3 separate regions of the Mus musculus genome follow, and all the other regions are linked to region 2. The links are chromatin loops, found by intact Hi-C in ENCODE. Cell type or tissue: gastrocnemius. All regions are shown on one strand. Each heading gives the region's core, and the rest is flanking DNA. Links, peaks and the distances in the headings are about the cores only. Region 1 holds the start of Gm41568 (a long non-coding RNA gene). Region 2 overlaps Cyp4f39 (cytochrome P450, family 4, subfamily f, polypeptide 39). Region 3 holds the start of Wiz (widely-interspaced zinc finger motifs).

Region 1 (10,184 bases), core at 1,465-9,464, 350 kb after region 2:
TCCACCTGGTTATGGAGGCTTCCACTGTGAGATTGACTTGCCGGACTGCAGCCCCAGGTGGGTGGAGCATGGGCTGGAGACTCAGGGGCCAGAGAGGGCATCCTGGACTCGGCATCTGTTAGAGGGCTGGAATGATGCTGGCACATGGCTGAGGAATGGGCAAGGCTGCTTGGAAGTCACAGACTCCAGTTCTTTGGAGGCCTAGACTGAGGCAGCGTCCGTAGGCGAAGGAGCCAGGTTAGATCTTCATAGTGCTATGGCTTGTTGAGGATAGCAAGGGTCCGAAATTGGGAAGTACTTAGTTCTAGAAGGATTGGGGTGGTCTTTAAGGTCTTGAACTTCTTGTCCTGTTCTCCAGTTCCTGCTTCAATGGAGGGACCTGTGTGGATGGCGTGAGCTCCTTCAGCTGTCTGTGTCGCCCCGGCTACACAGGCACACACTGCCAATACGAGGCTGACCCCTGCTTTTCCCGGCCCTGTCTGCACGGGGGCATCTGCAACCCCACCCACCCAGGATTTGAATGCACCTGCCGGGAGGGCTTCACTGGGAGTCAGTGTCAGGTGGGTGGTGTCTGAGGTCCTTGGTGGAAGAGTCCAGAAATGAGGGGGGACCCGTGGGGGGCATCCTGAAGGGATAAGGCCATCTGGTTTCTAGGGTCTCTCCCAGCACTGATCTTGAAGATTTCTTTTGCAGAACCCAGTGGACTGGTGCAGCCAGGCACCCTGTCAGAATGGGGGTCGCTGTGTCCAGACTGGGGCTTACTGCATTTGTCCACCTGGATGGAGTGGCCGCCTGTGCGACATACAAAGCCTGCCCTGCACGGAGGCCGCAGCCCAGATGGGTGAGGGAAGCATGTGGTGCGTGCGTGTGGGGCTGAAGGGTGGTGGTGCATCCCTCTTGCTGGCATGAGCCAAATGAGAGCGCCATACAACATATGGGACTAATGAGGTGTGTGGCTCAGTATGTGTGTGACTGGAATAACTGGCCAGAGTGTGACTATATCTGTCACAGTGAGACAGCTGGGTGTGTGTGTGACTAAGCTGATAGAGTCATCAAAGTGGTGCTGTGGAAAGAGACCAGGTTAGCTGACAAGTGGCCTGACAGCTTTTGGATGTGGGTGAGACACTAGGGATTGATGGCAGTGGGGATGTTAGATGAATGTGTGATGTGGCCGGAATAGGAAAGGTGGCATGGCCACCTCTGAGTCTGATGTCACCCTCTGCTTTTCAGGGGTGAGGTTGGAGCAGCTGTGTCAGGAAGGTGGAAAGTGCATAGACAAGGGCCGCTCCCACTACTGTGTGTGTCCAGAGGGCCGTACGGGTAGTCACTGTGAACACGAGGTGGATCCCTGCACGGCCCAGCCTTGCCAGCACGGGGGCACTTGCCGTGGTTACATGGGGGGCTATGTGTGTGAGGTAAGTGCGTCTCAGGGAGAGGGAAGAGAAGTCAGTCATGCTTGCCTGTGTTTCTGTGTCCTGGTGTGGGTCCTTCCCCTCCCCCGTCGGTGGGAGAGCAGGGATGTTTCATGTGTAGTAGGTAAGCACTCTGTATCACTCAGCTTCATCCAGAGTCAGCATGGCTGCTATAGAATTTTTTTATTTTATTTTATTTTTTTTTTTTTTTGGTTAGATTTTTGAGACATGGTCTCGTTATGAAGCTCTGGCTGTCCTGGAATTTGCTATGTAGTCCAAGCTGGCTTCCAAGTCACAGCAATCCTTCTGCCTCTGGCTCTATATGAGTGCTAGATAACAGTCATGCGCCATAATACTTGTCTGCGTGTCTTTTCTTTCCTCCTTTTCTTTATCTTTTCCTTTCCCTTCTTTCCTTCTCTTTCTTTCTTTCTTTCTTTCTTTCTTTCTTTCTTTCTTTCTTTCTTTCTTTCTTTCTTTCTTTCTTTCTATTTTGAGACAGAGTCTCACTATGTAGCTCTGGTGGGCTTAAACTATTAGAGATCTACCTACCTCAGCCTCGTGGGTGCTAGGATTAAAGGAATGAGCAACCAGGCCTGGCCTAGCAGTCCTTTTATGGGTATATGTCTGTGTGTGTGTGTGCACAGGAGTGTAAATGCAGAGGTCAGGGGCAGACATCAGGTGTCCCCTCTATCACTGTACTTTGTTCGCCTGCGGTTCTCTCACTGAACCTCAAGTTAGGCTGTAGATGGTGAGCCCCAGTGATCCTCCTGCCTCCCCCACCCCACACCTGGGTGACACACATAGAAGACCACACCTAGCTTTTTAAGTAGGTACTGAGGATTTGAACTCAAATCTTCACGTGTGTGCAGCAAGCGCTCTTACCCACTGAACCATCTCTGCAGCTCCTTAACCCTCATGCACTTGTGGATGGACTTGGGGCATGTGAGTTTCTGTCTCCAGTTCTGTGTCTCTCTCTGGGTATGAGTGACTTACCATTGTGTCTGGACATGTGGTCTGGGGTACCTGGGTATTTTTCCTGCGTGTTCTCATCAGCCTATCTCCCTCTGTACTGAGTGTGCTGGTGGCCTTCCCAGTCTCACCCTGACCAATAGCAACTTGAGGGAGGAGAGGATTTACTTCAGCTTACAGGTTACTGTCCATCATTGAGGGAGGCTGTGAAAGAAGCCCAAGGCAGGGAACCATCGTCCAGAACTGAAGCAGAGACCATAGAATTGTGTTGCTTTCCCGGAGCGGTCTGGGTCTTCCCACATCAATCAGCACTCAAGAAAATGCCCCCACAGACATGCTATAGGCCAATCTGAAGGAGGCAGTTTCTCAAGCAAGATTCCCTCTTCCCAGATAGGTCTAGGTTTGGTTCAAGTTCATGCACACACACAGATAACAAGTGTGGGCACAGTGTGTTTCCTTGTACTGGGTAAGTCTGCCCCCTACACTGGCTTTGTGTTGGATGTCTATGTGTGTCCTTTTGTGGTGAGATTCTGTGTGCTCACAGGTATGCCGAGGCACGTCTGTGTCCCTCGGGGCTGAGTGAATTCCTTTCTTGCCTCAATACAGTGTCCAGCTGGCTATGCTGGTGACAGTTGTGAGGATAATATAGATGAGTGTGCTTCCCAGCCCTGCCAGAACGGAGGCTCCTGTATCGATCTTGTGGCCCGCTATCTCTGTTCCTGTCCCCCTGGCACACTGGGTATGTTAAGGCCAGGGTTGGGGGCAGGATAAGAGGATGAGTTTCTAGCCTCCACTGACCATGCTCCTATACCCTAGGAGTTCTCTGTGAGATCAATGAGGACGACTGTGACCTAGGCCCATCCTTGGACTCAGGCGTTCAGTGCCTACACAATGGCACCTGTGTGGACCTGGTGGGTGGCTTCCGCTGTAACTGTCCCCCAGGATACACAGGTCTGCACTGTGAGGCAGACATCAATGAGTGTCGCCCGGGTGCCTGCCATGCAGCGCATACTCGGGACTGCCTACAAGATCCAGGTGGGCATTTCCGCTGCGTCTGCCATCCTGGCTTCACAGGTAAGAATGGCAGAGAGCCTGGCCAGAAACCTGATGTGGTTCTGCTTCTGTAGTTGATCCTCCTGCATCTGTTTGTTCAGGGCCTCGCTGTCAGATTGCTCTGTCCCCCTGTGAGTCCCAGCCATGTCAGCATGGAGGCCAGTGCCGTCACAGCCTAGGCCGTGGAGGTGGGCTGACCTTCACCTGTCACTGTGTCCCGGTAGGTGTGATTGGTAGGGGTTGGAACCCTTGGGGAAAGAAAAGGCCTGTGGCTTTAGGGAAGCATAGGTCTATACGGGAAAAGTAGAAGGAAAGGAGGTTCTGAAATTATGAAATTATGAAATTATGGTTTGGAGTGTAACTTAGTGAAATTGTGACTTGGCTTTGTTGCCTCCTGGGGAGGTATGGCTTATCTTCAAAATGAGGTCAGTAGAGGAAAGGTTGCTGGAATTGGAGGGGTGGGGGTGGGGTGTCAGCATTTCTCAAGTCTTGACCTCCATTCTTTTCTCTCTTTTCCACTCTCCTGTTTCTTCTCACTACCAATTTTTTCTCTTTCTGTCTCCTCACTTCACCATTAGCCATTCTGGGGTCTGCGTTGTGAGCGGGTGGCACGCTCTTGCCGAGAGCTGCAGTGCCCAGTGGGTATCCCATGCCAGCAGACAGCCCGTGGACCACGCTGCGCTTGTCCTCCGGGGCTGTCCGGGCCCTCCTGCCGGGTTTCTAGGGCGTCACCCTCAGGAGCTACTAACGCCAGCTGCGCCTCTGCCCCTTGTCTGCATGGGGGCTCATGCCTACCTGTACAGAGTGTCCCTTTCTTCCGCTGTGTGTGCGCTCCGGGCTGGGGCGGCCCGCGTTGTGAGACCCCTTCCGCAGCCCCTGAGGTCCCCGAGGAGCCACGGTGCCCGCGAGCGGCTTGCCAGGCCAAGCGAGGGGACCAGAACTGCGATCGTGAGTGCAACACCCCAGGCTGTGGCTGGGATGGCGGTGACTGCTCACTGAACGTGGACGACCCCTGGAGGCAGTGTGAGGCACTGCAGTGCTGGCGTCTCTTCAACAACAGCCGGTGTGACCCGGCCTGCAGCTCTCCAGCCTGCCTCTATGACAACTTTGACTGCTACTCTGGTGGCCGCGACCGCACCTGCAAGTGAGCCCCCTGACTCTGTCCTTCTGTCTATCTATATGTTGCACTGTCAGTGAGCCACATCTGTCCCAGTTTGTCTGTCAGTCTGTTTTTGGCTCGTCTGATGGGCTGTCCCTTCCAGCTGCTACCACCAGGGCACTGGTGGTTTCATCCGCCTGTTTCCACCCATGTGCCTCATCTCTGCCTATTTATATTTTTACCTATATATCTTGCCCATTTGCTTCTGTCTGCCTGCAGTTACACATCCCATCTGTCCACACTTAGGACTTGTTCATTTGTCTTTCTTAAAATTTTAAAAATTAAACTGGGTCTAGTTGCTCACACATTTTAATGCCAGCATTTCAGAGGCATAGACAGCAGGTCTCTGTAGGGATTCAAGGCCAGCATGATCTACATAGTGAGTTCTAGGCCAGCCAAGGCCACACAGTGATACCCTGTCTCAAAACAAAAACAAACAAACAAACAAACAAAGCAAAACAGGAGCCCACAGCAGGTGCTCATTCAAGAGCATACAATAGTGATACTGGTTGAGCATCCCAAATCCCAAACCTGAATCCCTGAGCCATGTGGGGCATGGGCATGATGCCACAGTGGAAAATTCCATCCTTTGCCCCAATGATAAGTTACAGTCAAAATTCAGACACAGGTTGGTCTGTAGTGGCAGAGCACCTTCCTAGATGGCATGTGGCCCTTGGTTCAATCCCCGCCCAGCATGGAAATAAAACAACCACCAAAGGCAGGCACACTAAAAATATATAGTTACTTTTGGGTATGTGTATTTTTGTCTTTAGACTTGGGCCTCATCCCAGAGGTGCCTTATATAAATTATGTATAGAGGGCTGGGGATGTAGCTCACTTGATGGAATGCTTGCCTAACATCCACAGAGCCAGGCTTGGGTCCCCAGCACCACCTAAACTGTGAGAGGTGCTGTGTGCTTGTAATCTTGGCTCTCAGCAGGTGGATCAGGAGGATAATAAGTTCAAGATCACCCTCAGCAACATAGTTTTGTTTTCTTTGTTAAAAATAAGGCTTCAGCCAGGTGTGGTGGCGCATGCCTTTAATTCCAGCACTTGGGAGGCAGAAGCAAGTGGATATCTGAGTTCAAAGCCAGCCTGGTCTACAAAGTGAGTTCCAGGACAGCCAGAGCTACACAGAGAAACCCTGTCTCGAAAAACCAAAATAAATAAATAAAATAAATAAATAAATAAATAATAAAAATAAAAATAGGGCCTCACAATTCCTGGCTGGAATTGGCTGTGTAAATCAGGCTGGCCCTGAACACACAGAGATATCCTTGTCTCTGCCTCTGGAGTACTGGAATTAAAGGTATATGCCAGCCTGTCTGACTAACATAGGGAGTTTGAGGCCAGCTTGAGATACATGAGATCTTATCTTAAAATATTTATAGAAAGATATCTCATTGCATTTATTTGCATATATAATATTTAAGCATATGTGTAAATATTCTAAAACTATAATTTGAACTCTGAAATAGTTTTAGTCCCAATTATTTCAAATTAGGAACACAGAACTTGTGCTTATGCAGCCAACGACTGCATTTGCAGAAAGCATATGCAAGAACATTTCCCACCACCACCATCCCCAACCCCATACCAGCACTGTCCACTACTGCTATTCTCTGTGTGTGCATTTAGGTGACCCGAAGAATCTCTGAGTTTGTGTTCTCTGTCCCCAGCCCTGTTTATGAGAAGTACTGCGCCGACCACTTTGCAGATGGCCGTTGTGACCAGGGCTGCAACACTGAGGAATGCGGCTGGGATGGGCTGGACTGTGCCAGCGAGGTCCCGGCCCTTTTGGCCCGAGGGGTTCTGGTCCTCACAGTTCTTCTGCCTCCTGAAGAGTTGCTGCGCTCCAGTGCCGACTTTCTGCAGCGACTCAGCGCTATTCTGCGCACCTCACTGCGCTTCCGCTTGGACGCACGTGGCCAGGCCATGGTCTTCCCCTATCACCGGCCAAGCCCTGGCTCTGAATCCCGGGTCCGTCGTGAGCTGGGTCCTGAGGTGATCGGGTGAGTGACTGTGGCTCAGGGCTGGGTACAGCGGTTAGGGCACCCGTGGTCCAGACCGTCTGTTTCACGCTTCTTAGTTGAGAGCTCTCTTGGCAAGGCGTCTTCCACAGGTTTTTCCGTGTCTGTCGGGTTGACATCTTTGCTATGGGGGGGGGGGGGGTTCATCCTCTGTACACTACAGGGAGCCTCGCTGCAGCGCTGAGATTTTACTCTTCAAATGCAGGTGACAGCACCTTCTTGTGTGCATGATGTGTGTGTGTAGGTCCCCAAGTGCCATGACGACGCATGCCTGTAGAGGTTAGAGGACAACAGTGTGAAGTCAGTTCTCTCTTCTCATCAGGATGTCAGGCTTGCATGATGAGCATGTTGCCTGTGAGCCATTTCGCTGGCTTGTTTGTTGTTTTCTTCTCGTTGTTTGCTTTGTTTGTGTTTTATAGGCACTAACCTGAAATTCAATCTGTAGCCCAGGTTGGCTTTGAACTCATGGTTCTCCTACTCAGCCCTTCCAAGTACTAGGATTGCAGGCATACAATATCGCCCCCGACACTCACTCTCTTTCCTCCCCACTCTCTTCATTCCCCTTTCCCCTCATCTCACAAAAGTTGTAGAACTTGCTCACTGGTGACCTGGTAGGGGGAACCTGAAGTGGGAGAGGCATTTTTTTGAGGGTGGACCAGGGCCTGAAGATTGGGCCCTGACAAGGAAAGGAGAGCTGAACTTTAGAGATGCTGTGGTTTGTGGGTTCTGATTGGATGCAGGCAGAAGTCAAGTAGATGGGTGAGGTGACACATGGCCCCTTTCTTGGCTAAAGTGGCTTAGTGATGAGGACATAGGGCTAAGCAGGGGCCACCTTGGAACTTGCTATTCTTAGGGGGTCTTGAGGTATGGGGAGGAACCCCAGGAGATGACTGAGGGCTGAAGATGCATACAAGACAACTGGGTATTGGAGGCCATTGGAGGGAAAGAAGGGAGAATCAAGGAAGCAGGAGAGAAGGAAATGAAGAAGGAATCTAAGGACTCTCAGAGACCTAAGAATTGGGGGACAGTAGAGGACGTGGCTCAGTGGTAGAGAACCTACCTTGTATATTCAAGGCCCCAAGTTCATCTCCAATACCACAAAGAAGGATAAAGGAGAAAAAGCAAGCTTTTAGAGAAACTGACATGGTACACTGTCCCAGCAAAGGGCGACACCAACAGACTCTACCAGGGCGAATGAAGACATTATTGAATTCACAGCTTTGAGACACTGTGACCAATAAGATCTGTTGGGAGAGACAGTGGAGTTGGATGCCAGCTGAGAGCTGGGTGGGTGGTAGAGACATGGAGAGTGGAGACGGATGTGGCTCTCTGAGGTCGGGTGTCTAGGATGCTGTAGACAAGTGTTGAGCCTTTGGGTCCCTCTGCTCTGTTCCCACAGCTCTGTGGTGATGCTGGAGATTGACAACCGGCTCTGTCTGCAGTCAGCTGAGAATGACCACTGCTTCCCTGATGCCCAGAGTGCTGCTGACTACCTGGGAGCCTTGTCAGCAGTGGAGCGACTTGATTTCCCATACCCACTTCGGGATGTGCGAGGTGAGCTGGGAAGAAGAGAGGGTAGTACATTAGAGCGTGTAGCCCCAGAGATGGTTGAATCCTATAGTATGGTTGAAGCCCTGTGAGTAAAGCCCCATCTTCTGGCTGAAGCTGTCCCATAGCTAAGCCAACCCCATGGGTAAGAGCCACTTAAAATTGAAACCTTACTTGTAGTCCTGCTCCACGGCTACAGCCCTGCTTATAGCTGAGTATCGCCCATGGCTGAAATCTGCTCACTCGTTCCTGCCCTGATACTTGGCTGAAGGCTCATCTGCTGCTTCCATCCTACAGGAGAGCCGCTGGAGGCCCCAGAGCAGAGCGTGCCACTGCTGCCACTGCTGGTGGCAGGGGCTGTCTTTCTACTCATCATCTTCATCCTGGGTGTCATGGTTGCCAGGCGAAAGCGAGAACACAGCACCCTCTGGTTCCCTGAGGGTTTTGCATTACACAAGGACATAGCTGCTGGCCACAAGGGCCGGAGGGAGCCTGTGGGACAAGATGCACTGGGAATGAAGTAAGAACCTCACATGCTCTACATCCCCAACTGTGGGTCCCTTGTAAGCTCTAGACCATACTCACCTCGGTCATATTCCAACCTCTGACCCCAGCCTAACCTTAACTACAGACTCCATCTGGGCCTTCAGTGTTAATCCTCTTGACCTATGACCCCATGATCCCTGAGGATTGCCCCAACCCCTATCCCTTGACGTGATTTTCTATTTCTATACATTTCCTGACTCATATCTTTCCCTGACGCCATCCTGAACTAACCTCACAAAATTCATTCTTATGACTGCTAACCTCAAGACTTTTGTCATTTCAACCTGTCCCTGACCACGACTGTATCCTTGATGACTCCTGAATCATCTCTGGCTTCAACCCACCTGTACCTTTGACCTCACCTCAGACCCCTGTTTCTACCCAATCCTGTGTTAATTCCCTTGTGATCCTCAATCCCAAGCCTTCAACTTGACTTATTCCTCAACACCAATAGCCATATTCTGACCTTAACCCTTCCCTATGACACCATAACTCCTGACTCCTCATCCTGATGTTTCAAGCCTGGCTATCCCGTTTGTCACAAGAGAGTAACTCCTCTTCCATGAGCTTTGATAACTCCTTTATCAAAGTTATGAGAGGAAACTTCCTTTGCCCCTGCAGTTTGTCTCATCTATCCTCATGCATCCATGTTCCATTGTGTGTGCCACTCTTGACTCTGAGTTCACCTTATGAGTCTGGCCACCTCAGATGTGAGGTGTGGAGCAGGTATAAAGACCGTTGTTTGGATCCCTAGAACCTGTATAAATGCCATAAAATCCTTAAGTGCTCAGTGGGCCCGGCAGCCTGACTTGGAAGATGGAGTCCTGGTCCCTAGAGCAAGCTGACTAGTGAGTCTAGTCATATCCGTGAGCTCTTGGTTTGATTGAGGGACCCTTCCTCGATGACCAAGACTGAGGAGAGATTCCTCTTTATCAACCTCAGACCTGTGCACCCAAAACACACACCTGCACTCACAGATGGAAAGAGAAAACATTTTGATTGCCACCTGACATGCTTCCTGCAACTTCATCTCTATCCTCCTATCCATCATTGGAATCTTTGTCAACGACCCAGGACCCCTCCTCAGTTCCTGACCCCTTACCTACCTCTATGACCTCTGCCTGAACCAAACCCTAAACCCTCTTCCCAGGCCAGAGTTCTCTAGTGTACTTTCTCACGTCTTTTTCTTCTTGTTTTCCCCAAGGAACATGGCCAAGGGTGAGAGTCTGATGGGGGAGGTGGTCACAGACTTGAATGACTCAGAATGTCCAGAGGCCAAGAGACTGAAGGTATTAACCTGCTTCTCTGACTCTTTCCTTCAGGGTTCCAAGTTGGGATCCCCTAACAGCTGGAGAGCCCAGGGAAGTCTCTCTTCTCCCGATTGCCTCAGCCCCAGACAATTTCCACATCTGTGTGGACCTCACTTTTCCCTTAATGTGATTCTGTTGCTGTGTTGGGAGGAACAGA
Region 2 (10,184 bases), core at 741-8,740:
GATATTGTGGAGGGTCTTGCATGCTTTCTTACAGTATTTTACTGGATAAGAGTTAGAAATCTCAGGGCAAGCTTAGCAAAGTATACTTAGAATCTTCATTACAGTCAGGTATGGCAGACTACATTGTATATTAGAAGAAAGTTGGTGAGCTCTTCTGACAAATGGAGATTCCCTACAGATACTTAGGAGGAATTACAGTACTGCATTATTCATGAAAAGGTCTGCTAGAGCAGAACCCCCTGGTGCAGGCTTTCACAAGGCTCAAAGGAACAGCATAAATTGTGACTACAGTGTGAAATCATCTCCTGGTCCCTGTCATTAGCTGACTCTAGGCAGGGCTGCTTTTAATTCTTAACTGTAAACATTGCCTGGTTCCTGCCAGCCCTTTGAAGGCGGTTCTCTGTTTTGTGTCAGATAACTTCAATGTACCTTGCCTGCTGTGACACCCTACTCCTTTGTTTTCTGTATTATATAAAACTAATGCTAACTTCGACAAAATTACATCCAAATGCCATACTCCTCTGTGTCCATGTCTGTTTGTCACCCTTTTCATCAACAACTCCTTGCCCACCTGTCCAGAACCCTAATTTCCTGCTGATTGAGGGAAGCTGACTGAGGCCGGTCCATGGCAGTAGGGGAAGAAGATGGTTGCCATGAGGAAAAATCACCAAGGGAGTTCTCTATGATGACAAAGAGTTATAGCAAAGTGAGCCAAGAAGAAACTAAATACAAGTAACTCAGGACATGGGACTGGGGAATAGCTAAGATAGCATAGAGGTCTAGGAATATCTGCTCAGTGGTACTGTGCTTAAAGCTTGTTGAATAAATCAATAGGTCCTTGTCTCAATTATTTGGAAGCTATCTAGGTGCAATGGCTATTCCTGGTTGTCAATTTGACTTCATCTGGAATGAACTACAATCCAGAAATGGAGGGCACATCTGTGGTCCAGGTCTTGAAGCATAGTTGCCATGAAAAGCTTAGGCCCAGGTAAGGTAGTATACACCTTTAATTCCAGGAGACAGAGAAAAGCAGATCTTTGAGTTCAAGGCCAGCCTGGGACAGAGCAAGATCCAAATCCAGGTGTCGTGGTTCACACCTTTAATCTGGGTCACACCTTCTGCTGGAGGCCTACATAAGGATGTGTTTGATTGCAGTTTCTTGCCAGCACATCTGTTGGAACCTACACCTTTAGGACTCCAGCTTACACAGAAGGGCAGCTGAAACACCCAGCTTTGCATTAGGACCCACAAGATATGTCCTACCACAAGGCTCCAACCATAAATGGTTCCAATATATCCATGGGCCAGTGAAGTGGCTCAGTAGCCTGATGTCTGATCCCATGTTGGATGGACAGAGCTAACACCTCAATGTTGTCTTATGACCTTCTTGTGTGTGCCATACTTAATTAATTCATTAATTCACACACACACACACACACACACACACACACACACACACACACACACACATATGTGAGGAATATTGCTGAAGGGATTCCTACTGCAAAATGGCCACTTAGAGGGATTCCCCCCCCCCCAAGGTTAAACTCAAAGGCACGCAGAGGTCACAGCAGTTGAAGAAATTAAGATTATATCTCCAGCTGGCAGCAGAACTTAGCAGCTTCAATGTGGCAACAGTGAAGATTTACACCAAAATTCCAGAAAACCTCTGAGGCCAAGCACTGTGTATTCAGGTAAGATTTCCTGCAAGATGGATGTGAGATGCAGTTGCTCAAAACTGGGAAGATCAAGCCTAATCCCCAGTAGAAACCATAAGATGCTAGAAATACAGAACCATTGGATAGCCACTGAGAAGAACATCAGGCACACAGTGAAACTGGCCCAAGAAAGAGTCTATGTGAGCTTCAGCAGGCAGGGCTGAAGAGGCAGGACTGTTGGAGCCCAGATGAGTTGATCATAAGCCCTAGGTGCCAGATACGGATGGTTTTCTGCTTTTCTTGATGGCTTTCAGGCTTATTGTAGTCTCGTTTCTCCATCTTGTAGTGCAAAATTTATTCTGAGCTATTATGTATTGGAAATATGCAACTTGCTTTTTAAGAAAAAGTGCTATGTGGACTGAAGAGATAGCTCAGCATTTAAGAACACTGGCTTCTCTTGTGGAGGACCTGAAATTGATTCCCAGCACCCATGTAGCTGTTCACAGCTGTCTGTGACACTGGTCCCAGGAGATCTGGTGACCTCTTCTGGCCCCCATGAAACACAGGTTGTACGATACATGTGGGCAAAACATTCCTACTCATTTAATTAATTAATTTTAAAAATTAAGTGTTGTGTCGTTGAGCGATACTGTTCCTGGGGAGATGTAAACAAATGTTCACTCATCCCACACAGGGAACCAACAACAGACCAGAATAAAGGTGCAGCAAAAGTCCAACTTATGGAAGTGTGGGTGAGGATTCCCTACACTAGCAAAGATGATTCAAAGCCAGCTGCATCACCAAAAGCTTTTATTAACAAGGATGACAGCTCGAAAAAAAGCTGGAATCCTAAAGCTCACTACATGTACAACTTGCAGGTAACTCAATAGGTCAAAGAGTCTCTCCACTATTTTTACAGCTTACATCAGCTTGGAAAAGGTGGGGGCCTGATGAATCTAGTCAGTTTCTAGGACTTCCTGAAGCTGTTGAGTTGTTTATTATTTGGTACGTGTTTATTGAACATGTACCATATAAATACAATGGAGTGTTATCTACCCATAGAAAAGTGTGAAGTCACATCGTGTTCAAGAAAATGAACAGAATAGCTCAGCTCAGAAATGAACAGAATGGCTCACATGGCTCAGCTCAGTCAGATTATGTTCATTCTGGACTCTTAGAAATCTCTGCCTCTGGCTATGCTCTCCCTTTTATCTACAATAAACATCCTTCTCTACCATACCTAGGGGCAGACATATCCTTTCTTTATTATTATTTTTTCCATTCAAGTGTGAATCACTTGCTGATGACTAGCAGAGCCCAGCTTTGACCTTGGTCTGTCTTACACCAAGCCAGGTGCACATTGCTTTCCTAATAGCCTGCTAAGAGTCAGAGAACTTGTGAGGGGGTTTTTCAGCAGTGAGTTCCTTGACTGTGTGCCAAAGGACACAGCATCATAGCTGGTGCCTATGCCGTCAATCTTTCATAAAGCAGGTGTTAACCACGTGCTTCATTCTGTCTATTCTAACCATGTGTTAAGTAGTATGGTAAACACCCCCTCCTTTTCCCTCCATCCCTCCCTGGCTGGTTGTAAAAAAGTAGTGATTAGGGGAAATTGCTTATACGTGTAGAAATTCATACTTTGGGGAGGGCTCAGTAGGGCTAGCATTCTGTGATCTATTGAACAGTATTATCTATGTTCTATTGAACAGTATTATCTATGTTCTATTGAACAAAGCAGCTCATCAGAATAGGAAGGAGCCATTTCCAAGATGGCTGACTCTTATGGTGGACAAACAGTTGGGGATCTCATGGCCTTTCAGACAAGGCCTCTCCTTGTGGCTACTTGGGTTTCCTCTTAACATGTCTATTGGGGTCAAGATCTTGTAGTGTAGTGGGACTGGAAGGAAACTGTGGACCTTCTATGATATAAATGCCACATCCGGGAAGTCATGTGGACTGGCCAGAGTCAAGGAGAGGAGCGTTAGCTTTCATCCCTGGACTGGTTCTTTAGAGAAAGAGTCAACAGTAATATTTTGATGTTTTCACAGGGCATTGACATCTATGAAGTTGATGTTCAAGAAACACATAATCAAGTTAGCAAAAAAATATAAAACTAAAAATGTTAATTATGTGTCTGTCTTAGGGTTTTACTGATGTATACAGACACCATGACCAAGGCAACTCTTAAAAGAACGACATTTAATTGGGACCAGCTTAAAGGTTCAGTGGTTCGGTCCTGTATCATCAAGGTGAGATTAAGGTAGGCATGGTGCAGGAGGAGCTGAGAGTTCTACATCTTCATCTGAAAGTTGTTAGCAGAATACTGACTTCCAGGCAGCTAGGGTGAGAGTCTTAAAGCCCACACCCACAGTAACACACCTACTCCAAGGCCACACCTTCAAATAGTGCCACTCCCTGAGCCAAACATATTCAAACTACTACAAGAGGAAACAAGGTGCAACACCCAAGAGGGCAAAGGGACAAAAGGGCTGGGTAACCAAAATGGTTGGATTATATAGGTAAAAACAGCCCAACCCAGCGACCCATTCACCACTACCACCATCTGGCTAGAGAGTTCAGTGTAGGAACAGGGTATGCAAGGATCCTGTAACAGGTAGGGGCTGAGAGATGCTGAGAGAACCTGGAGATCAGACCCACTTTGATATGTCAAATAGGCACTTCAGTCATTTGTTCCAGGGTTTAAGACTTAACTATACTCTGATCTCAAATACCTCCTTGGTAATCAGGATACAAGAATAGGACTAAAGTGCCATACCCACTCCAGTGAAGTCTTCGTGGCAAGTCCAAAAGCTTGGCCACAATCCTGAGGCAAAAAGTTTTACAGAAACTTGTCTCCTGGAGAGTCTCTGGTGCCCCATAAACAGATTTGTCCCTGCGATAGTGTGGAAGGTCTTGCATGCTTTCTTGCAGTATTTTACTGGATAAGAGCTAAAACTCTCAGGGCTAGTTCAACAAAGTAAACTTGGAATTACAGCCGAGTCACTCCTATATGCAGGAATTTACAATGGTCTAGGAAGAAGGAGGGTTGTGGTTTAAGGAGGAACTAGAGAATTGTATTATTCAAGAAAAGGTTAGCTAGAGCGGAAAACCCCTGGTGGTGGGTTGTACAATAGACCAGAATTACACCTGAGCATATTAGCACTTTCACCTGGCTCTTGTGAATAGTTGACTTTAGATAGGACTGATCTTATCTCAGTTGTAAACACTGCCTGGTTCCTGTTACCTTTTATGTATGCATTTTCTCTGTTTTGTGTAAAGAGTCATTATGCATCTCAATGTACCTTGGCTGATGTATCACCTAACTTCCTTGTTTTTCTTCTGGGTTATAAGTCTGATGCTCGCTTTGAGACATTACATTCGAATACAGCACTCTCTCTGGTGTCCATGTCTGTTTGTCATCTTGCTGACTCCTTGCCCACCTGAGTACCAGGACCCTGAATCTCCATGGGTTGAGGAGTCCAATCCACAGCACTAAAGGATCTGGAGGGGCCATCACTGTATCTTAGTTTAAACTCACCAGCAGCAGATCCTGATCTAAGGATTCCAGGGTAAAGACTTTACTTGGCAGCAATCCTAAGACAAGGCTTCAACTGCCAAGCATCTTTTTGGGAGGGTATCCCAGGAAACATCAGAAACATTCCTGGGGAAGTGGAGTAGGAAAGAGAGACGGGAGCCAAGGGCAACGTGAAGGAAGTTTACAATGCAGTGAAGACCCAGTACTGCTTCAAAGGCAGTGTCTCTCTAGAGTGTGGAGCCTGCACAACAAGGATCAAGGCTAGTTACTGGGGCATGGAGCTGTGACATTGACCATAAGCACAGCTGGTGTGGAAGGTTGCAGGCACAGTGAATGGTATTTTTCCTGCTTTGCCACAAACACATGAACACATATTACATATATACACACACAGACACTAAGATGTGTGCATGCTGTCACTTAGACACATTCAGGATCACCAGTGCACATAAGATGTAGCATATCTGTGGGCATTCACACATAAACATGAGAATTCTTGGAGGAATTAACTTTATAGCCTGGTGCCTCTGACCAGCAGAGGGAGCCTCTTACACACATATGAGAGAAACAGGGAACCTCCTCCCCAGCCTCCTCTTAAAAGCATCAATCACACAGACTGTATATGCAGGCCTAATGGTGCCACCTGAAACCCTGCCTTAAGAAAGAGTGTTGGCAGGAGGGCATAAAGGTGTGGCTTGAACTGTGGCCCCACCTCTCCCTTCCTCCTCTCATTTATTCACCTTCACGAGGTTCATTAATTTCAAACTTTATGATACTGCAAGACTCACAGTACCAGGGAAAATTGAGGAGCAGAGAAGAGCAGTCTGCTGCCCAAGGCCACCTCTAGAAAAGGCCCTGACCAGGATTAGCTCTCATAAATACTGCCTTCCCAAACCAAATTTTTGTGATTGTTTTGTTTTGTCATGTCTCTGGAGGAGGACAAGGTTACATATGAAAAAAACTGAGAAGTCTTTGGAGAATGACGGGCTTGTAGGAGCTCCTCCATCCTGGCGACACTGTAAGAGCTAGTGGCTAGGATTGAAGTCTGTAAGCTTACTACTCAGCCGGCAAACACCGTGGACAGTGGACATCAGCCGACGACCCCATCACATGCCACCAGGACACAAGGCAGCTCTGCCACTGCCACGGTCATTAAATTCAGTTTAGCAGATCCTCTAGGCACCTGCTGGACAGAGGATCTGTGCTGAGACCCCAAGATAAGGATATTGAGTGAGTTGCTCCCCTCTGAGACCTGTTTTAGCATCTATTAAATGAGACAATCAGAGTCATCCAAACTGTGGCTATTAACCAAGGGCATGTGGGAATACAACTGAGTCGTGGCAAGAGTCATTCCATTGATACGAAGCCCGGGCTGACCATGTCTTTCCCAGTGCCTGCTCATACCTTCCATGACTCCCTGTTGCTCTCTGCCCACTACCCTTCCTCCAGTCTGCTCCCACACCCAGATGTTACAGTTACTGTAATGAGATTCAGATGAGACCTAATGCTTCCCGTGTTCTTCCCAGGCTGAGGTGGGTGAGCACTCCATTCCCAACACATCCCTAGACCTTGCTTTCTTGGACACTGGGTGTCCACCTGGCCCTAGCTGGCCTTGAACTTGAGATAGAATGACTCTTGCCAGAGCTCAATTGTCTTCCCGCGTGTTTGCACCTGATCCACGCATTGCTCCATGGTTTGGATGACTTCTGATTATCTCATTTAACAGACACTAAAACTGCTGTGAACTTTTTGTGCTCTTTCCCAACCCAGGCCTTTGCTGACACTGTTCCTCTGCCTGGGACACTCTTCCCTTCCCACAGTCCACTCAACTTCTGCTCTTACTTCAGCCTCAGACTTCCCGTGATCCTCCACCCCCCATACCTCTGTCACATTCACCCAGAACCAGGGGTCTCATGTTTGAAGCATGTGTCATGCATGCATTGTGAATAATCATTCACAGGTATAATTGTTCAACTTCTGATCCTCTCTGATGAGAAGGAAGAACTAGGCTGGGCTGGATGCCTGGCCCCATGCCAGTAGACATTGAATTAATATGCAATCTATTGACCAAATAAACGGAGCACAAATTGTCCCAAAAAAAAACCTGAGTTTAGTTCCAGATCAAATAAGTATGTCCCAGTTGCTTCCCGACTGTCAAGAGGCCCACCTCCCCACCTTGGGCTCCAAATCTAGGACCGGATGAGATGGACGGTGTTTGGATCCTCTTGCTTTTACTCTCACTCTTAAAATTGAGAAAACTCAGCAAAGGGACGGTGACCAAGAAGGAAGGGGCTTGCAAGGGCCCAGGTTTACAAAACAACAAAGCAAACAGCCTAAATCCTGAGAGCTTGAACTGTCCTTTCATGGAGCTGTGGGTCTTGGGAAAGGATGTTGAAGATTCAGGACTGCAACCTCAGACTCCGGCTTCTAAATCCTCCATTTAGAAGCTAACTTGGGCATAGGCAGAGGGAAAGCCAGAGGATACAACCCCAGTGGTGAGTCTTAGGTCCAAGTTTCTGTGAGCTGGGCCTAGGAATCAGAATCCGCAGGGCCAGGGTAATCTGACTGGGGCGTGGCCTAGGCCCGAGTGGGGCGTGGCCTAGCATCATTCCCTCAAGCTGAGGGCCGGTGACAATAATTCAAAGCGTAATTTCGACCTCAGAGGGTGGAATCAAATCCCAAGGGTGGAGTCTTGTCCTGAGGGGCGAAGTCAGCACCAACAAGATACTCCTCTACAAACAAAGCTTTGTCCTCCAGTACTTTCGAGGAGCGTAGTCAACGCCCTCAATATCTTGGGGGCGGATCCATGCTATTGGAGGCGTGATCTAGGCCTGAGCGGGCGGAGCCTGAATCCCTGAATCCCAGGATCCGCGGAGCAAGGGCGCACTCAGGCCCGTGAGGGTAGAGGCTCTACATTGAGCCAAAGGCCGTTCTCCGTGCGTAGAATAAGCTCCGGCTTCCTCCGCACCTTGTGGGTTCGGTCCACGCTCAGGCGGAAGCGCAGCAGTGTCAGCGCCACGACTACACGCATCTCTGCCATGGCGAAGCTCTGCCCGATGCAATTCCTGAAGGAAGGGTTCAAATGAGACTCAAGAATTCTTAGGATGTGCAACAATGGAGTCAAACGTTCAAATCCTAACACACAGCTTACTACTACCAATGCATCCTGACAGATGAGCGCCCTTATCTAAGCTTCAGTTCCTTCCTCTGTAGAACCCGAATGATGACAGCATCACAGAGCTATTGGAAGTATGTGAGTCCAGAACCCGGGGTCCGACATAATGGAGGAGTACCCTGTTCTCAAGGACGGAATTGCAGTCTGATTCGGAACCTCTTGGTTCAGTTAGGGAAGCAGAAAGGACTTGAGTTGCCTAAAATTACTTGTGGGTGTCGCTTGGTCCCTGCTTCCATGGGGCACACTCCTGATCCGACAATGACTCTGCCCCTCCCATGTTTGGGGTTAGTTTGGGTCCTTACCTGGGACCTGCTGAGAAAGGTACAAAGGCCAGTGGAGAGCGCTGCTGTGGGGTGTCCGGGTCAAAACGGTAAGGATTGTATACCTAGACAAGATTGCCTGGGTGAGTCTGAGGACTGTCCCAACCATCCAGCCCACCTGCACCTCAACCTCTGAGGACCCCTATAGCTGGAACACCTTGGGGCCATTTGTTCCAATCTATCACACACACTTCAAACTATTCATGCCTGTCCCCTGTTGTCACGCACCCAGGCTCTTTTTCTACCTCAGGGCTTTTGCACTTAATGTCTTCTCAGCCTTGAACAGGCCTGTTCTTCATACTCATTAGGTCTCAGTTCAAACATTACCTTGTCTTTGGGGCCTCTCTGGATTTCTTGAGAGTAATTCCTCCCACCTCATCTGTTTGTACCTCCTTAGAACATTTAGCAATGCCCAAAATGATCTTATCTATTGGCTAGTTGTCGTGAGCTTTACTTTAAGGTCCATGAGGGCATACGCAGTGTGTCGTTATAGGTTATCACTGCTAAGCACAGAAGTGTGACACACAGTAGGTGCTCAGTGACTATTTATTGACCTTGTGAATTAACAAGGACTGAGTGAGTCAGTGAGTAACAGCAGGGCCAGTCCCTGCAAGCAGGCCTAAGAAGGAGCCATGGCCATGGGACAACAAAAGCAGGAACTTACCTTAGAGTCAGGCCACACTATGGGGTTGTGGTGGGTCCCGTAGATGCTGACCAAGCAGATAATTCCTGAGGGGGGGACGGACAGTTGGAATCAGTGGGTCCCAAGGGAGTCTCTGGAAACACACACACACACACACACACACACACACCTCAGCTCTTCCTGCAGTCGTAGGATGGATCCCTGTGAGCCAGCTGCCACTTCCTGTCCATCCTTCTGTGAAAACAGTTGCTGCCCTTTCTACTCTCTCTGCCCCTTCCTAGCCCTTCCACGTGGCCTCACTGTCCATACAAGATGACAGTATTGCTCCTGCCACTTCCCTTGGCTCCCTTCTTTCCTTTGGGTAGAGTCGGGTGCCTGTATTTGGCACTCAAAACACACACCATCTGGACTCTGAAGTTCTGTTCCATACACACACTTGCTCTTACATCTTGGAGAACGTGACCTTCCACATTTTCTCCCTGGACTTCAAATACGTGGGGCCTCTCCTTAGAGACTGGGTGGTACTTAGGCCTGAGCTCCCAGCATGACCACAAATACAACTTGATTCTCGGGAAGTAGATAGCAACTAAACAAACCTGACCCTCGGGTCCAGCCCCTCCCAAAATGTTCAGCATGTAAAAGTGCTTTCTGTGAAATCCAGAAGACAAGGGTTCAAGCCTTAGAACTCATGGTAAAAGAAGAGAAAACTGCTGAAAACTGTCCTCTGACCTTCCTATGTGTGTGCATGTGTGTGTGTGTGTGTGTGTATGTGTGTGTGTGTGCACGCCTGCACACCATCAGCAGCAGCAGCCTATTTTTTTTAAAGATGCTGACCTTCTATCATTAATGCCTA
Region 3 (9,944 bases), core at 1,945-9,944, 110 kb after region 2:
CTTTCAAGGGGCAGGAAGCTGGGCCAGTCGGCGGCCAGATGAGGAGCGGCCCCAGAGGCGGCCGCGGCCAGTGCTGCGCACACAGAGCGTCCCTGCCAGACGTCCTACCCACCGTCGCCCTTCTGCAGGTTCCAAGCCGCGGCCCAAAGGCTCCCTACGCATGGGCCCCGCGCCTTGCGGACGGGCCTGGACTAGGGCTTCTGCCTCGCTACCTCGGAAGCCATCGGTACCATGGCAGCGCCAAATGGACCAGCCGGGGGACCGATACCAAACTACGGGAACGCACCGACCAGTGGGCAAGGTGACATCCGGTCCAGATCCTCGCCAGGGTTTGGGACAGGCTGAGGATAAGGAGCCAGACTAAGAAAGGATCTTAGGCTCATCTAACTCTGAGACATTTTCCCCGACCTACAAGTTCCCCAACAGGGTAGAAATGTGATAAAATGAGGAAGGGACCTGAAGAAATGTCAGATTACAGCTACTGTCTTCCCACAGCTAGCAGAGATACAATGTGAGGTGGCTATATTCCGCGAGGCACAGAAAGCTCTGTCCCTTCTGGTGGAGTCGTTGAGTACCCAAGTCCAAGCCTTGAAGGAGCAGCAGGAGCACTTCCGCTGTCAGCTGCAGGATCTGTACTCCAGACTGGGAGCTGGGTGAGCCCTGCCCTTCACAGTAGCTCTTATCCCAGGTTCTTGGTCAGGATGGCCCAAATCTCTTCCAGAAAGTCCCTCCCCGCCTAAACCATCCCGCCTCTAGGTCTTAACAGTTCTATAACCTAGATGTGTCACCCTCAAGTTACCAGTTCAAGCCCTGGCAGCCTCTCCCTGCAGGGCCTATCTCACACCTGTCTTTGACTAGTCCTTTTATTTACTCACACCCCCTCAACCAGCCCCTTATAACCCGATTAGGCCATCTGGGCCCTTCCTGCCCATTGGTCAGTCTCAGCCTTCAAATTGATTAAGCATTCCATCACCCCACCCCACCCCAGTGTGTTCCTTCTGTGAAACTAGATTTAACTTTGTAGTCCAGGCTAACCACGCACTCTCTCTCCATCCTCTTGGGCTTTAGCCTCAACCCCCCACCTTGAGTTACAGGGTTGCACCACTACACTTGGCTAGTCTTTGCATCTTAGCTATGCCAAGCTCTAATCAAACCTTGCTTCAGATATACTTATGCCCTGCTCTCTAAACCCCAACTTCACTCCAAGCCCTGCCCACTGAATTCTTGGCAGTGCACTCAGGATGAAAGGGACTTTCTCTGTTTCTGACTTGCCCACTCTCTTGCCCCTGACCCCCACAGTATCTCAAAGTTGGATTCTAAGGGTGGTCTCCCAAGCAACGGAAGCCACAGGCTGAAAAGTCTGGTAAGACTCTTGCCTGAGACTGGAGGGGAGTAGGGAGTGTGCTTGGTATATACCCCCAACCTTCACCCCAACCTCAAACCCACTTCCACTGCCTTCCCAGGAACAGCGCCTGACTGAGATGGAATGTTCTCAGGACCAGCTGAGGGATAGCCTCCAAAGCCTGCAACTTCTTTCAAAAACACCAGGATCTCGGAGCCAGCCCCTGCCTCTCAAAGCACCATGTGTCAATGGAGCTGATCTGTCAATGGGCACTTGAGCATTTCACCCCACTCCATATATGGTCTGGAAGCCAAGAGAGCCACTACAGAGGATTTTCTGACTGCCTCAGCCCTTCATGGCCTTCAGTGGGGGACAGAGTGGGAGGTGTCAATCACTCTGGTAACTGTGAGGTTGCCCAGTAAATCCATTTCAGAAAATCACCGGTTTCTCTGCCCCTACAAATGATTAATACAAGAGAATGCCCAGTTCTCCATTCAGGTCTCCCAAATTCATACCTAATTTGAAGTCTCCTGAAGTTGGAAATAATGAGCAGATCCTCACAATTGGTGTGATCTAAGGTTGTCACTTTAAGAGACTCCATTCTCTCCTCTGTAAAGTGTATCTAAAAATTCTCCACATAGTGGAAAACTCTTAGTTAAAGGTATTCAATAAAGGGTATTGATCATTTTTGGGGGGAACCACCTGCTTTTCCATGAAGCACAGACCTCCCACCCACCTATCCAACCTCATCCCCTACCAATATTTCAAGCTCCAAGTAACAGAATCTTTCTAGATGCCATATCACAATCCAGGCACGTTATGGCAGGGAGGGCAATGAGTCTGGGAGACAGATGGAGGGTATGTGAGAATACAGTTGAGTTTTATGGCTGGTTGAGTAAGGTGGATGAGACAATAGGCAGGTGACTAGGTTAGCTACTTCACTGATCATTTGACCTGGTTTAAGGCAGATCTCTAATCAAAATGGATATATTTACTTAGAGAAGGCTAATAGGAAATTAATACTTGAACTAAATGAGTAATCAAATACACACACACACACACACCTCACATTTATTGAGGTCTTTTGGGACTCCCAAATGAGCCGTGGGAAGATAATAAAGTAGACAGACATGAACTCCTGTCACCATTTGGTGATGACAAATATGCAACTAATGGATGACTGTATGGATGGATGGATGTTGGTAGGACTGTTGAATCCCTTGACTGTGGATAGAGAAGCAATGGACTAGTACATGGGATATGAGTGGGTAGATTAAGTGGATTTTTGGATAGATGAGTGTTTAGAGAGGTGATTTGTTTATTGTGTTGTTGAGAGGTTGACAGATTGAGTATGTAGATATATGGGTGGACAAATGGGTAATGGATGGGAGAAAGCAACCAGTTTGTGATGTGTGTATATGGGCTAGTCTGGAGGCCATGATCCCAAAACCTAGGCGGAGGAGAGCTTAACATTCGGTACAGACGTAAAGTAATGGAGATGTTTACGTCCAATACAAACAACGAGGAAAGACGACTGACCTTATGACTGGCAGAGATTGAAAGCTAAGAACTGATGCTGGGTGGAGTCCTCAATGAGCTATGAATGATCCGAGAGAAAACTTCTACGTTTCCCTGCTGTGAACTCACCTGTTATTAACAAACCTACATGTTATTAACAAACCTAGTATAGAAAGAACCAGTGGGGTGCAGAGGACAGTATGTTGTCATGGTAACAGAGCCCCTCCCTAGACGCTAAGGTCCTGCGGCTCCTTTAAGGGTGACCTGCTTGGCCACTCCCAATATGGCGGCGCGCCCGTTGGATTCCCCACCCCACCCCCAAAGTGGCACAAGGGGGGGCAGACCTCCTCATCATGGCGGCGCGGCGGGGCTGTCGCGCTGAGGTCACGTCGGCACGCCGGGGGGGAGGGGCGGGGCGGTGGGGGGGGGAGCGATTTAAAGGGACAATGTCCCCCGAGCTGTGGAGGCAGCGGTGGCTGCGGAGGCCGTGGCACCGGCACCAAGAGGGGCAGCAGCTGTAGTGGCAGCGACGGCCCTATGAAGTAGGGGAGTTCCCGGCCAGCGACTACGCCTCCCCCGGTGAGGCTCGACCCAGCCCGGGAAGCTCGCGGACGGGGCGGAGCTGGAGCAGGGAGGGGAGGCCTGGGCCCGGTCGGGCCGGGCGGGACCCCCTGGGGCGGGGGAGGGGCGGGGCCTGCAGGGGCGGGGCCTGCAGGGGGCGGGGCTGTACAGGTGGGGGGAGGATCGGGGGTCTCGAGGCAGGTGTCTCCCCCCCCACCTCAGCTCGTCCCGCGGGGTCTCCCGCCCCGAGGTGCACGGGCGAAGGGCGCATCCTGGGGACCCTGGCTTCCCCGCAGGGTGCGTCCGCGCAGCGCCGCCCCTACCTCTGCGACCCCTGCGGGAGGTGGGGTAGGGAACGACCATCTGGACTGGAGCCCCCTCCCCAAGCTGCCAAAGTGCTCCGAAGTTGCGGTCCTGCCCGATCCCCGCCAGCAGTGCCTACCCGAGTGGGCACCCGCAGGTGCTTTCTCCAGGCCTGGGCAGGGACCCCTCCAGCCAAGACTGTCAACCCACCCTGTGTAGGGCCCCCCGGGAGCGCCCAGGCCCTCGAGGGCAACGCCTGCTACCAGGCCTGGAGCCCCGGCCCCGCCCCGGTTGCCTGGGCCGGGCCTCACCACCATCTCCCTGGGGAGAGCGCCTCATTCCTGCCCTTCACTTTCTGCTCTACCTTGAAGGTATTTATAGGTGGAGAGGACAATCGCCCTCCTCCCCCCCAGGGTCCTTATTTCTGAAACAGGAGCCCCATCGGTCCTTTTCATCCTCGGGCCAGAACAACCAATATCGGTGGAGGATGCAAGCAATACTATTGGAAGGTGGCAGGGTGGAGGAGCCCAGGCTTGGTATGCATGAGAGATCATGCTAAGAGAAGGGAAAGGGTTAATGGTGGGGTCACTTGAGCGTGTGGAGAGGCTAAGGGGTTAATAACCCTACATTCCTGGGTAGGGAGAAGGATGTGAATGTTGGAAAAGTGTAGGGGTAATTGATACGGGGCAACAGAAGTGAGTAAAGTATAAGGGCAAAGATGGGGGCCCTCGAGACCCTGCACTGGGGAGAGAGCGGGGACCCTGGAAACTGGAGGCATGGCTGTAGGTTATGCAGTCACAGGAAAGCAGCTGGACACGGTGAAGCTGTGAGTGAGCCATGGGAGGAATAGGTGGAGGTGGAAGGAGTGATGAGGGAGGGCTGAGGTGACTGAATGTGCGTGTGTAACTGTGGTGAATGGAGGCTGTGAAGAAGCTGGGGAAAGAGAACGCTTTAGTGTACTGAGACTCGCTCCCAGTAGAGGTGATTGGATTATAATAGGAGTGAATGGAACCTCAACACCACTTAACCCCTCACTTCAACTAAGAGACAAACTGAGGCCATAGGCTTTGAAGGAGAGGACTAGGGTTCTGAGAGAGGGGAGAACAAACAGAATTCTCTTCTTACTCTCTTAAGGTCTTCCTTGTCTTTGTCTCCAGGCCCACAATGTCCTGCTGAACCTGCCAGGTACTGAGTGAAGATTCACGGCTGGCACCCATGGAGGGGTTACTGGCAGGTGGCCTGGCTGCCCCGGATCATCCTCGAGGCCCCGCTCCAAGAGAGGACATCGAGAGTGGGGCTGAGGCTGCTGAGGGGGAAGGTGATATCTTTCCATCTTCTCATTACCTGCCAATCACCAAAGAAGGCCCTCGAGACATTCTGGATGGCAGAAGTGGCATTTCTGGTAAGAGGGCTCTGTGGCCCTAAAGAAGCTTCCCACTTGGTCCCCCAGGCCCAGAGAGAGTCAGGTCACCCCACCCAGCAGGGGCTGAGTTGCAATTGGAATTCTGTTCGATGCACATAGCCTCCTTTAGTGCTCCACGTACCGCTTTTCAGTTTGCCCTTATGAAAACAGATGTCTTGGGAGCCCATGACTGGATGTAAGAAACTGGGATTCATACTTGTAGTGTCCTGGCTTTCCTCTCTAAGCTGGACACCAGCTGTATCCAAATCCCATGTCAGTACCCTGAGCTCTTTGCCCAAAGCCCACTTGTTCCTTCTTGCAGTCTTGATGGAGTGGAGCTCCTGAGCGAGTGCCCTCTAGTGGTAAGGTAAAGTCTGGGGAGATTCGAGTTGCCTCTTTCCATCTTGATTTACCCCATACAAGGCTAGCTCACACTGTCCCCACCTCACAATTTGTTGTTCGTTTATTAAACACTGAGCACCTGCTGTGCCACTTTCTGTTCTGGGTGCTGGGGAAATAATCATAAAGAGACAAAAGTCCCTGTCCTCCAGGGGTTGGCATTCCAGAAGGGAAGGTGGACAAGGAACGACTGAGCAGATGTCATAAGGGCAGGTTATGCAGGCTATGCAGATATTAAACTGAGTGCCAGGACCATGGCTGGGCGCTCCAGGAAAAGCCACCTGACACAGTGGTGTTTGAGGCACAGCACAGAATGAGTGGTGGGACGTGCCCAGCAGGTGGCGGGACAGCATGGGCAAAGGCCCTGCAGAGGGGAGGAGCCTGGTATGTTTAAGGACTTAACAGGAATCTGGTGTGGCTGGTCCCCCAAAACTTGGCCTTCTAATAAATTCCGAGCACCTCTTCTGTGGTTCCTACATGCCAAGTTCTTTGTCTTCTCAATTCACATCATACTTAGAACCTTTGTCGGAAGAGCCTCCGTTATTTAGTATCTCATGTTAGGAATGGGAAATTCAAAACCCTGAGGGGTGAAGTCAGTAGTGTGGCCTTACACCCCTCTTCCTTCTTTGTTTTATTCTGTTCTTTATAGAACTGGGGATTGCACGTAGGCCCTTGCACATACTCTGCAAAAGCTGTTCCATTGAGTTCTGCCCCAGCCCTCCTCTTTAGTTTTTTGGGTTTTTTGTTTTTTGGTTTGTTTGGTTTTTTTGTTTGTTTGTTTGGTTGGTTGGTTGGTTTTTTTTTTTTTTTTTTTTTTTTTTTTTTTTTTTTTTTTTTGAGACAGGGTTTCTGTGTAGTCCTGGCTGTCCTGGAACTCACTTTGTAGACCAGGCTGGCCTCGAACTCAGAAATCCGCCTGCCTCTGCCTCACGAGTGCTGGGACTAAAGGCGTGAACTACCATGCCCGGCCCTCTTTAGTTTTAAATTAACTTCCCTTTCATTCACTTGTTCTTTCTCCTGGCATTTTGTTTTGTGCATTTTACATGTTAGGCAAGCACTCTCCCACTAAGCTACATTTCCATGCCTCATCTTATTTTTTAAGTTTTGATTATTTTTATGGTATGAATGAATGTCTGTATGTGGGTATGTGCACGTGACTGCCGGTGCCTGAAGAGGCCAGGGCTGTTAGATACCTGGAGCTGGAATCCGAGATACTTCAGAGCTTCCCAGCCTTCCCTTTTAAGTTTTTTTTCTTTTTCATTATTATTATTTTATGTGTATGGTTGTTTTGTGCACATATATATCTGTGCAGCTCCTGTATGTAACATCTGCAGGGGCCAGAAGAAGGTATCAGATCCATTGCAACTGGAACTACAGACAGTTGGGAACTGCCAAGTGAATGCTGGGAATTGAACCCTTCCTTTGGAAGAGCAGAAAGTTCTCTTAAACACTGAGGCATCTCTCCAGTCACTCCCTGTTTTTTTGTTTTATTCTGCTGTGCGTTTTTTTTTTTCTTTTAAGATAGGGTTTCTCTGTGTCGTCTTCCCTGGTTGTCTTGGAACTCACTCTGTAGATCTGGCTGGTCTTGAACTCAGAAATCTACCTGCTTCTGCCTCCCTCCCGAGTGCTAGGATTAAAGCTGTATGCCACCATGCCAGGCTTCTTTTTAAGCTTTTGAGTAATTTTTCTTCTTTCCACCCCCCACTCTTTTCTGTTGTTTTCTTTCTTGTTTTGTGTTTTGTTTTGCTGAGTTTGTAACCCAGAGCCTCAAAAAGTTAGGCATGTACTCTTGCACTCAGCCCCATTCCCAGAGCCCTTTATTTATTTATGGCCCCTCTACACTTTTGGAGCTCCTTGATCTGACATTGCGTAGCAGCTCTTCTCATGATGCTCAGGTATTTATGAACCCACCTTTCTAGAGTGTGGTAAAGAAGGGGCCTAGCACATGCCATCCCTGCTGTCATGGAGCCCTTCATCTGGGTCAGGGAAGATGAACCAAGACGTAGAGTGAGGAGGAAGCAACATGAAGCACGGAGATCAGTACAGAAGCCCTAGCTTGTAAAGATTGGGACAGGATGGCTGGCGCCTGCCAGTATGAGGCAAGAGGGGGCATGGTGAGTAGCAGGTCCTCGGAGCTGAGGGCTATCCCTTAGCAGTCCCCTCCTCAGGACCCAGTGAGTACCAGGACTTTGTCCAAGGTTACACAGCTAGTCAGGGCAGGTCTGGAGTCTTAACTTTGTAAGAATTCAAGAAATCTTCTGTAGATTCCAAGGGACTAGGCATTTTTCTCCATGTAGCAGATGGCCCAAGACTGGAGAGATGGAGAAGGTAGGTAGGTGTGTGTCTTCACTACCCCACATCCCCACTGAAGAGCAACCAGGAATTCATGGGTGCACCTGTTTCACAGCCTAGGTAGGAGGAGAAAGGGGCCCCCAAGGGGGATGGAACCCACTCTTAATGACTCCCAGAGTAAATGGGAGCACATGTGGGGATGGCTGCCTTGAAGCAAAATCATAGCATGGAGGTTAGAGAAAGCCTGGATATCTGTCCCACTGCCCCTCAGCTGCTTGATTCCCCTTTGTAGACTAGGCACTTGCCCTGGGAGTCTCCTGATGTCTATAAATAGGAACAGTCTCTGAGGCTGCTATTCCACCCTGAAGCCTGGGCATTCCCTCATCCCTATGCAGCCCTGAGAACCCCTCAAGGATTCCCAGGAGTGGCACCCCCAAACTTCTCTGCCGGGACAAGGAAATACCACTGCCTTGCTCTGTCTTCCAATATGGCTATCAGTTGGGACCCTGCCTCAAGCCCCATTGCAGTCCCATATACATCTGAGGTAGGCTTTGCAGGTACAGCAAAGTCTTGTGGGACTTACACGTTCCACTCAGATCAGCGAAGAGTCTGGTACATGCCTACTATTGTCCATGGGACATGGGACCTGGGAACAAAGAATGGAGAGAATGAATCAGAACATGGAGAAAGCAAGCCTGAGGCTACAAGTCTAGCCTCCAGCTTCCACCCCAGGACGTCATCAAGCCAGCCTTGACACTACAGAACACCCATCTCCTCCTTCCCCATCGCTGTTTCTCTGGATGGAACTCTTCCTGTGATCTCATTGGCCCCCATCAGTGGCTCCTTGAAGCTGGTTTCATGGCTGCTTGCATTGTACTGAGGAAAAAACAGAGGCTTGGAGCTGAAAGGCCACTTCTGGTCACAGCTGGGCCATGCACTTGGAGTTGTCTGGCAACAAAGTCTAGATTCTTGGCAACTCTGCCAAGCTGCTGGCTGCCTGGCTTGGAGTTTAAGTGGCTCATGGGCACTCTTTCCTCTCGTTTGTAAGCTGTGTCGGGGACCCCACATCGCAGGAGTCAGTGAGGGATTCTGGCACTGCCACTGACTCAGAGTTGCATCCGAGGTGCCACTGGGACTTCTGGATCTCCCTCAGCGTGGAGGCTTCTGGGCAAAGTCCCCACCTCCAAGCTGTCTCAGATATAGTCCCTGCTTGGTCTCCTTCTTCCAAACTTGCTGCCACTAAAAATAGGAGCCTCACTGGAGCTGCTCAAAGAGGCCAGTGTGCCCCCCTGGCTCACGGAATTCTTAGACAACAGCCATTGCGCATAGCCATCAAATCTGGGACACTCAGAATTTCAGAAACAGGACACCTGGGACCCTCAGACCCACATCTCTAGGCTGTGCTGGGACTGGTTATCCACTAATTGGTCACTTTCTCCTGATTAGCTCTCAGCTGTGACTGTGTCTAGGATAGACCCTGTTTCTTAGGGTTGTTTTCCCAGCTCCCACTGTCTTCTCCAGTGCCTCATCATAACTTTTGTCCTTAAACCCCAGAGTATCCCTGCTAGGAGCAGGGAGTGGGTCTGCCTCCATGGTTCTCAAATGGGGACAGTCAGGTCCCACAGGGGACACTTTGGAGGATGTGTGCAGACATTGTCAGTTGGCATGATTGCAGGATAGGTAGGAATTACTGTCCCATGGGCGAGTAGAGGCCAAAGACATCGTGGATTATCCTACAGTGTGCCGTACTGCCTCAGCCCACAGAAGGACCCTCCCCCAAGGGTCAAGACTAAGACCACTCTGCTCTAGGATATGCAAATTTTTGTACCTCTGCCCCACATTTTGAGGCCATGCCATTGTAACAGCCCTTTTGTCAGGCTCAGCAGACAGACCATACCTTCCTGACCACTCCCTCTCATTTTCATTCTTCTATCCCCAGTGGTAGGCTTTTAATTACCAGGGAAAATTGGATGGTGGGGTATTGGAAGAATCCGTGCCAGCCCTCGCCCTTTCTGGACCATCCTCAAATTGAGGTTGATCCAGCAATTGCATCTGTCAGGCCCTGGCCAGGGCACAAGTCCCCCAGCGTGTTAACCTTGGCCCAGGCAATTGGCTTACTCCCTGCTT

Evidence for each region. Hi-C counts contacts between places; a loop is a spot of excess contacts. Peaks named below come from ENCODE experiments on the same cell type or tissue, not always from the same donor. Only the 100,000 strongest peaks of a DNase experiment are listed, where the experiment ranks them.
Region 1: a loop joins it to region 2, with 3 times the contacts of the local background. A loop is called at or near these places in 16 of 42 quality-filtered maps.
Region 3: a loop joins it to region 2, with 8 times the contacts of the local background. A loop is called at or near these places in 16 of 42 quality-filtered maps.

Annotation. Positions count from the first base shown.
Region 1 is chr17:32,137,638-32,147,821 of GRCm38, reverse strand. Notch3 (notch 3) reads left to right here. Exons shown (of 33, transcript NM_008716.3): 17 at 1-57; 18 at 359-560; 19 at 694-841; 20 at 1,231-1,415; 21 at 2,988-3,120; 22 at 3,198-3,455; 23 at 3,536-3,654; 24 at 4,013-4,578; 25 at 6,273-6,605; 26 at 8,023-8,177; 27 at 8,469-8,691; 28 at 9,922-10,006. It overlaps Gm41568 (a long non-coding RNA gene), which reads right to left and starts at 8,028. Exons shown (of 2, transcript XR_876749.3): 1 at 7,684-8,028; 2 at 4,887-6,894. In gastrocnemius, for the core only: a CTCF peak has its summit at 4,473 (motif pointing left); a DNase peak (open chromatin) is centred at 4,450; H3K4me3 peaks cover 783 bases; H3K27ac peaks cover 400 bases.
Region 2 is chr17:32,490,376-32,500,559 of GRCm38, reverse strand. Cyp4f39 (cytochrome P450, family 4, subfamily f, polypeptide 39) reads right to left here. Exons shown (of 14, transcript NM_177307.3): 12 at 9,353-9,417; 13 at 8,671-8,753; 14 at 7,240-8,258. The coding sequence ends at 8,081. Among named protein-coding and RNA genes, the nearest start is that of Cyp4f17, 11 kb to the left of the region's middle. In gastrocnemius, for the core only: a CTCF peak has its summit at 5,722 (motif pointing right); a DNase peak (open chromatin) is centred at 5,741; H3K4me3 peaks cover 661 bases; H3K27ac peaks cover 328 bases.
Region 3 is chr17:32,382,755-32,392,698 of GRCm38, reverse strand. Wiz (widely-interspaced zinc finger motifs) reads left to right here and starts at 4,882. Exons shown (of 11, transcript NM_001372227.1): 1 at 4,882-5,126. The coding sequence starts at 4,940. Rasal3 (RAS protein activator like 3) reads left to right here. Exons shown (of 18, transcript NM_001374604.1): 15 at 1-301; 16 at 496-653; 17 at 1,300-1,363; 18 at 1,464-2,040. The coding sequence ends at 1,619. In gastrocnemius, for the core only: a CTCF peak has its summit at 5,491 (motif pointing left); DNase peaks (open chromatin) are centred at 5,473, 5,816, 8,861, 9,917 and 1 more place; H3K4me3 peaks cover 1,925 bases; H3K27ac peaks cover 3,957 bases.